Regions from separate parts of the Homo sapiens genome. Here region 2 is linked to region 1. A link is a contact called in ENCODE Hi-C or POLR2A ChIA-PET data. All regions are on one chromosome and are shown on one strand. The core of a region is the stretch at or near the end of the contact, and the rest is flanking DNA. Distances in the headings are between cores, read along the strand shown. Region 1 has its middle 200 kb from the start of LINC02344. Region 2 overlaps STARD13 (StAR related lipid transfer domain containing 13).

Evidence for each region. A loop is a pair of places that touch in the nucleus more often than their neighbours do. ChIA-PET counts read pairs that join two places held with the same protein, here RNA polymerase II (POLR2A). Pooled maps may share reads with other maps.
Region 2: a loop to region 1 is called in a map of transverse colon, with 4 times the contacts of the local background. The contact joins two enhancer-like sites. A Hi-C loop is called at or near these places in 9 of 168 maps with a recorded cell type or tissue (GM12878, chondrocyte, endothelial cell of umbilical vein and 5 more), 37 of 37 single-sample maps with no recorded cell type and 20 of 50 pooled maps. POLR2A ChIA-PET finds 5 or more read pairs at or near these places in 3 of 52 experiments (AG04450, GM12878 and activated CD4-positive, alpha-beta T cell).

Annotation. Positions count from the first base shown.
Region 1 is chr13:33,536,076-33,539,985 of GRCh38, reverse strand. It overlaps a transcript of STARD13 not described here. Among named protein-coding and RNA genes, the nearest start is that of LINC02344, 200 kb to the right of the region's middle. Within about 2 kb of position 2,150, at least 7 of the 41 ENCODE cell types and tissues checked have a DNase peak (open chromatin) inside an H3K27ac peak, as active enhancers do; they include sigmoid colon, where a contact is called at or near this core.
Region 2 is chr13:33,196,310-33,200,219 of GRCh38, reverse strand. The region is part of intron 1 of STARD13 (StAR related lipid transfer domain containing 13); the gene reads left to right. Among named protein-coding and RNA genes, the nearest start is that of STARD13-AS, 79 kb to the left of the region's middle. RefSeq lists an enhancer at 307-376. Within about 2 kb of position 2,304, at least 5 of the 41 ENCODE cell types and tissues checked have a DNase peak (open chromatin) inside an H3K27ac peak, as active enhancers do; they include sigmoid colon, where a contact is called at or near this core.

The DNA of each region.
Region 1 (3,910 bases), core at 901-3,400:
TAAGTTGTTTGTAATTGAGTTGTAGGAGTTATTTACATACTATGCGTATGACTTTTTTGTCAGAAGTATATGTTGTGAATATTTTTCTCCCAGTCTGTGGCCTGCTTTTTCATTTTCTTAAAAGTGTCTTTTAAAGAGCAGCTTTTGTTTGTAAGTTGTATATTTGTAGGGATTTGTACGTATCCAAATATTCATTAGCATAAAGCTGTTCATAAAATCCTCTCATTTCTGAGATTCACAATATATCTTATTTATGTTTACGATCCACTTAATTTTTAGTATGGCACAATAATGGTTGATAGTCATATTTTTCAAAATAGAAATCCTGTTATTCTGGTAGCATTCGTTAAAAAGATTATCCTTCATTGAATTACCTTGGCACCTTTATTAAAAATCTGCCGATCTTCTGAATTTCTATTCTATTCAATTTCATTGATAAATATGTCTGTTCTTAACCCAGTCCCACACTGTATTGATTACTGTAGCTTTATACGTCTTGAAATCAGATAGTGGAAGTATTTTTTTCCTCAAAATTACTTTGGCCATTCTAAGTCCTTTGCATTTTAATATAAATTTTTAAATTGTCATTTCAATTTCTAAAAACATCTGCTGGGATTTTGAATGGGATTCTGTTAAATTTATTCATCAGCTTGGAGAGAACTGACATCTTAAAAATACTGAGTTTTCCAATCTATGAACATGGCATATATCTCCTTTTATTTTGATCTTTAATTTCTGTTTGTAATTTTCAGCATACAGGTATTGCACATACATTGTTAAGTTTCTTCCAACACATTTCATGGTTTTTATTCTAAGTGTATTTTTTTAGTTTAAGTTTTCAGTTGTTGAATCATTTTATTTTAGTTCTAGAATTTTCTTATGCATAGATTCTACGTCTCTAGTATTAATAAATGCAAGGCCGGGCGCAGTGGCTCACGCCTATAATCCCAGCACTTTGGGAGGCAGAGGTGGGCGGATCACAAGGTCAGGAGATTGAGACCATCCTGGCAAACACGGTGAAACCCCGTCTCTACTAAATATACAAAAAATTAGTCCGGCATGGTGGCAGGCACCTGTAGTCCCAGCTACTCAGGAGGCTGAGGCAGGAGAATGGTGTGAACCCGGGAGGCGGAGCTTGCAGTGAGCCGAGATTATAACACTGCACTCCAGCCTGGGTCACAGAGCCAGACTCCGTCTCAAAAAAAAAAAAAAAATTAAATAGTTTGTGCCCATTAACTCCAGTATTTGGATCATCTGTGGATCTTGTTTCCATTATCTTTTTCTTCTGTTTCCTGGTATGCCCAGAAATTCTTTATGAAATGTTGTCTTTGTTTATGAAAAAAAAAAAAATACTGGGCTCTGAGTGGTGTTTTTTACTTTATGGAAGTATTTGTAGGATTTACTTTTGCTTCTATTAGGAAGCTAGGCTAAGGGCAGAGCACCTTAATCTAATATGGAAGTGAGATTATTTCAAACTGGTTTTTAGACTTTGTTAGGTCTCGTCTATTTCAGGTTCTTTCTTACTCCTGAGGTGACCCTTTCTGTGTCCCAGCTAAAAGCCGAGGTGTTAGGCCTTCCCTCTTTCGTGGGCCCTGAACTCGCATTTTTATTTTCTCAATCAGTGGACTCCTGAAAGCAATCTCTTCTCAGCTTCTCTGCTTCTTAGTTGCCATTATCTGTGTAACTTCTCAGCCTCTGAAACAACTTCCAAATTGATGAATAAGGTAAGGGGAAAAAGAGAGTCAAATATGGGCAGAATTTTCTGCACCCTTCTTCGGGATCTTGCCCTCTCAAGATCCTTTTTGTATTTTACTCAGATTTCCCTAGTTCTTCACGGTTCAGAGGCGGGGTCATTTTTTTTTAAATCCTCGTAATCTGAGAGTCTTTATGCTAATAAAGATAGGCTCATTTTTCTGAACTAGTGTCAATACTTTTTGTTTCTAAACATCAGAAGCAACACAGAAGACATGGAAGTGACTTTCCGTCTTAATTCCAGAGGTGTTTGTGGGGCCTCCTGGCAGTGGTACCCCCTTGCCACAGATGGGTTCCTAGGCAATGCCCTAGTTCTCTTTAGAGTTGGCCTGACTCTGTCTTCTGTATGGGGAAGCACCCTCTGTTCCTTTTGCTGAGAGATCAGGGTAGTTCTGTTTCCAGGCGAGCTAAACATGACTATGCTGTAGCTGTAAATTCAGTCTGTCACCTTTGGTACTCTTAAAATACAAGCATATGTTCTAGTCAGGCAAGAAGAAATACATCTTTTCTTTTCTTTTCCTTGTTGGTTTTTTAATTTTTTTTTTATGCCAGTAAAGAAATATACACTTCCCGGCCAAGCCCGAGAGTGGATTTGATTTTTTACCGTAATTTCAAGGAATAATTATATAAAACATTGCCCACAGGTCTGTGAGTGTACTGTAGAAAGATCGAATGATCAGGACTTAATCCAAGACCCCTCACTTTCTGCATGGGTGTAATTGAGCGTTATTTAACTTTTCTGAGCCTCAGTTTCCCTAAAGTGTCAAATAAGATACCTACTTGCCAAGACTGGGTTTTAATAAGATTGTTTGTAAAATGTCTGATACATAGTGGGTTCTTTATTGTTTTTAAAATTATTTATACAAACAGTTTTAACTTCAAGGGGGAATGTTAGTCATAACTTGTCTGCGTAGCAGCAGTATTTCGGAAACCACAACATTTCCAGATTTCTGCTCATCACTTAGTTTGTTTTATTCAGTAAACACTGATTGGACTCCCACTAAATGCTGAATGCTGCACTAGGACGCAAAACCAATGAAACAATAACCTTTCTCACAGCTATGTAAACAACTTGTTCATTTTATTGAAAGCCGTGCTCAGAACTGTTCTGGAAGTTTACTCATCTGTAGTGCTCAAGTCGTGGTATTTGCTCTCTTGCTGCTATTTAATGAATCCTGAAATTGTTTTTGTAACCTAAAATAAAATTTTTACTATGATAAAATAACCTAAAAGAAAATCTGATTAAAAAGTTTATTTAATGTGGAATAAAATTTAAAGCAGCTCTAATATGAATAGCAAGGGAATTTTGTTACTAACAAACCGATAGAACAATATAATGAGGCAGTTTCACTAAGACTGTATGACAAAATGGAACCTGAACTCTGCTCCAGTGTATTAATAATTAGTGTGACTTTTACAGAGATTGGAGTATAGGCTGTTATCAGACATCACAGGGAAGTTCTGTTCAGTAAGCTGGCAGAAGCAATTTCTTCTTTCTTTAAAGAGGAAAACCAGGTGGTTTTACAGTTGAGTGTTCGTTAAAAGAGGTATCTACCAGTTTTTCCCTTTTAATTCTGCTTTTCAGATTGTGCTAGCCCAGAGAGAGTTATAAATCCCTTGAATATAAGACATTGACTTCAGTTTTTATTGTCACCTCTCATATACATCCCTAATGTTTATCTAATTTTTATCTTACCAAGACAGCATAATCATTATGCAGTAAATATAGACTGAGTAATATTACAACATTCTCAGATTCAGGAGACTCTCCCATGATGGGAAAATATATTTCAGAATCAAATACTCTTATTTCCTAAGCTTCGTTTTCTTTATTATTTTTTATTAGTTTTCATTTTCCTAACTTATAGAATAAACAAATGCAGTTTGGAACAATTAAAAAGTTTCTTACAGTTATTGATGATAAAACAGTCCAAATGATGTTACACTAAATTTCATAAATTCCTGGCTTTAAAAATACGTATGATGTAATGGCATGTTAAATAATGGCCAGCACAATTTAGTTGTCTTATTTGCCATTTCTGTTTTGCTTCACCATTTTACCATTTTATTTTCCACCTTTGAGTCTTCAGTACTCTTAACTGTATCACTGAGGATTGACAATCCTATATATTTAATTTATTTACATGCACACACGGAA
Region 2 (3,910 bases), core at 1,055-3,554, 340 kb after region 1:
CCAGGAACCCTTAGGGGATGGCAGGGAAGGGCATGAGCTGTGTCAGCAGACCACAGGGCTAGAAGGCAGCGTGTTTGGTTACCTTCAGCCTCTGTGGGGCCTCCCCAAAGACCTGTTTATTCTGCACTCAGCAAAGGGCAAGAGGATCCTATCTGAATTTGTTGCTCATGGGCCCAGATTTCAAACATGCTCTACTGCCTCAGCAAAGATTATGCCATAAAAGCTACTTGGAATTATTGGTTCTCTACTCCCCAAAGGAAAACAATGATTTAGAACAGTGTCCTGAGAACCGCTGTTCTTCCCACATGTGCTTATTATACTGCATCCTGGACCATTGGTACTGGGCCCGGCCAATGACTGGCCATATATATACATTACGAGACATGCCTAAGGAGGAGAAACCCAGCAAGCAGATGAGATACAATTTCTCAAACTAACCATAAATTACTCCATGAAAAGAACCCTTATGTAACACTGAGGCATCCTGATTAGTGTTCTTTGGGCCTTGCAAGTACCTGAATGAAACCACAAAATAGTTAAACAACAATATTGGGAACTCAGTTTCAATAAAAGCTGTTTATTTTTAGCTGAGGATCAAACTCCAAAATAAGTGACCTCTCTGTGGCAGGCATTCTAGCAGAGCAGAAGTTATTTTTATCTTTAGAGTTTCTTGTAAAGTCTTCTGCTTCATGTTGGCTTAAACTATAGCTTTCTGTTTCTTTTCGGTTTTGCTGACATTCACTTATTTGGTGTTGGTGTATTACTTCTACAAAGGACCTAAATGCTTATCTCACTACAGTTCTCCTCCTCCAAAATGCACAGCTAGTGACATTGTATACTTAATGCCAACAAACATTTATTGAGCATCTACTGTGTGAAAGGAACTATGAAAAGGAGACATATAATGTCTTTTCAAGAATATTACAGTCACGTCTTGGGGACAGATATGGACACAATTCAAGAAAGAATGATTTTTGTTGTAATCAGGGGCTTAAGGCAATGTGCTATGGGGCACATATTTAAATCCAATTCAAAGAATGGAAAAGCTTTATGCATGATATGAAATGTGGCCTGGAAACATCAACAGATTTCAGTAGAAGGTAAAGTAGGAAACAGATGCTCAAGATCAAAGGATGTATGTTTAAAAACACAAAGACTTTAAGTGTGTAATGTGTTCAAAAATAGATGAGTGAACCTCAGCGTGACTATACCTTAGGATGTATGGAGAGATCACTGCATTGGGAAAGGCGATTGGAAAAGGAGATGGGGGCTAGAACTTTTTAAGGGTTTTAGATGCTATTTAATAAATCATATGTAGTTACTGACAAATTATGAGGAAGGTGGCGATTTTCAACTTGTAATTTAGGATGAATATTTTGGTAGAAAGTGCATTAGAGAAGATGCAGTAGCACCATTTATAGGTCCATTGCAATAACCCACCTGTCCATTTAAGTATATATTCATTAGATATCTACTGTGTGCTAGGCCCAATTTTAGACTATAGAGGCACAGGAATGAGCAAAATAGGAAAACAAAGTTTCCTGACTCGTGGGGCTCATGCTCTTGTGGAGAAGACAGAGAGTGAATAGCATAAATAAATGAACTATGTTTATTTTAGTGATAACTGATAAAGAGAAGGAATAAAACAGGGAAAGGGGGTATGGAGGTGAGGGAGAAGGGTTAATTTCTGTACATTTTGCAATATATATTCAAGGTAATTAAGGAAGGCCTCTTGGAGAAAGAACTTGAGGGAAGACCTGAAGGAAGGAGGCTTTAGGCAGGGTCTCTAAACATCTGGGGTAAGCCTGGGTCAAGCAGAGGAGACAGATAGGGCCAAGGCTCTGATGCTGGGTGAGCCTGGGATGCTCACAAGTTGACTAGTGAGTTGGGCAGTGTGGGCAGAAGAGGGAAAAGGAGAGAAACAAAGCATCCCTTAGTGACTGTGGGCTTGGTTAATAAAGAATAAGTCAAAGACAATTTAGATTTTTTTCCTGGATGGCTTAGGTTGACATATTTGGTGTTGAAACAGCTTTTCTTTTGTTTTGTTTTTTTGAGACGGAGTCTCACTCTGTGGCCCAGGCCGGAGTGCAGTGGCGTGATCTCGGCTCACTGCAACCTCCGCCTCCTGGGTTCAAGCAATTCTCCTGCCTCCCTCCTAAGTAGCTAGGACTACAGGTGTGTGCCACCATGCCCGGCTAATTTTTTGTGTTTTTAGTAGAGGCGGGGTTTTACCATGTTAGCCAGTGTGGTCTTGATCTCCTGACCTCATGATCCGCCCATCTCGGCCTCCTAAAGTGCTGGGATTGCAGGCGTGAGCCACCGCGCCCGGCCTGAAACAGCTTTTGTAAGATGGCCTTGGTGACCTCATCAAGGAAGAGGGGAAGTCAGCTAAGAATTAGCAGCCAGGGATTAGGACTGGGGATGGAAATTCAGTGGCAATGTTTTGGATTACCTCCTGGGAGGAACAGGAAAAGGATCTAACTACATACTAATGTAAGGACGGATGAGCAGGGTGTTGGTTCTACCATGGCTTGCTGATCCGTTAGGCAAGCATACATTAGCACTTACTGCGTCAGCAGCAGCACTGTGTCGAATGCTGGGCAGACCGAAGTGGAATTGGCTCGCTGACGGAGAGGAAAGAGAATATTTATAAAGTTTGTTCCTTCATCAGATCTGAGAGAATGAGATAGCGTAAATATTTAACTCTGACAATAAGCCCACTTGCGATACAAACAAGTTTTATTGGGCTGACGCTTAAGAGGTCTATTGAAAACACACACACACACACACACACACACACACAACTCTCTTCCTTTGTCTATAGAGATAACTCAATTCACACCAAATAGCTATATTCTTCAATAATTAACCCTGCCTAAATCTGTCTATAGAACTGAGTTTTCAACCAGTACGCTTACAGGGTGCCTCACATGGGATATGAGTGTGCCCTGAATTGGTAATAGGTGTGCTGAAAATATTGACCTCCTCAGTCTTGGGCTGGCTGAGCGGGACCTGGGGTGACCAAAGGCTTGAGCTTCCCATAGCCTAGTAGCTTATCCCAGCATGTAGTACAAACACAACGTGTGTGCCATGTGTGAAAAAGGCTGGGAAGCAGGCAGTGTGGCCACCCTATATTCATTTCCCCGGCACAGTGGCCCCAGCCTTTGTTGAATATACACTCATATCAGTAACAAAATCTTGAGCAGTACTCCCAATATATCTATCTTTATGTATTTTATAAGTTACATGCAGTTCTACTGTCATTAATATCTCAAGTCATAAAGGCCAAAGTCCATCAATAATTACGTAAATCTCTATTTCAAATAGTCTTCCAGACAATTTTACACTAGTTCAGTTGGCTTCTTTTCTGGTCTAAATCTGTGTTCATTATTGCTGCCTTGTAGAAGTGACTGTTAACAGGGCCAGTACTAGGAGTAAGGGAATTTCAGCTTTGTCTCTTTCTTGTTGGCTACTCATTGCTGGTAATTAATATTTTCTCTTTGTGGTTCCTCTGCAAGAATCTTTTTAAGTTGCCTCTCCATTCTGTTAGGATTAGTTTGGTTAAAGATAAGCAATGTAGCTCACAGTCTCTCAATCGAGTCCATGTCGGCTGCCGCACATCATGATGTAGGGCAGTACTGAAAGCAAGCGTGGAGGTAAGATTGCTGGGGTCAATCCTCTCTACTATACAATCGCCACCCTCCCTCCCAGAAACCACTGGCAGGCTGGCAGCTCCAGTGAGGGCGCCTCCTATCATATCCTGATATTGCATACTGGCATAACAATTTGTTTCTTTAAAAATATTTATTTTATTTGTATTTATTATTATTATTGTTTTTTGAGACAGAGTCTCGCTTCATTGTCCAGGCTGGAGAGTGGTGCAATCTCAGCTCACTTTGCCCCCCAGGTT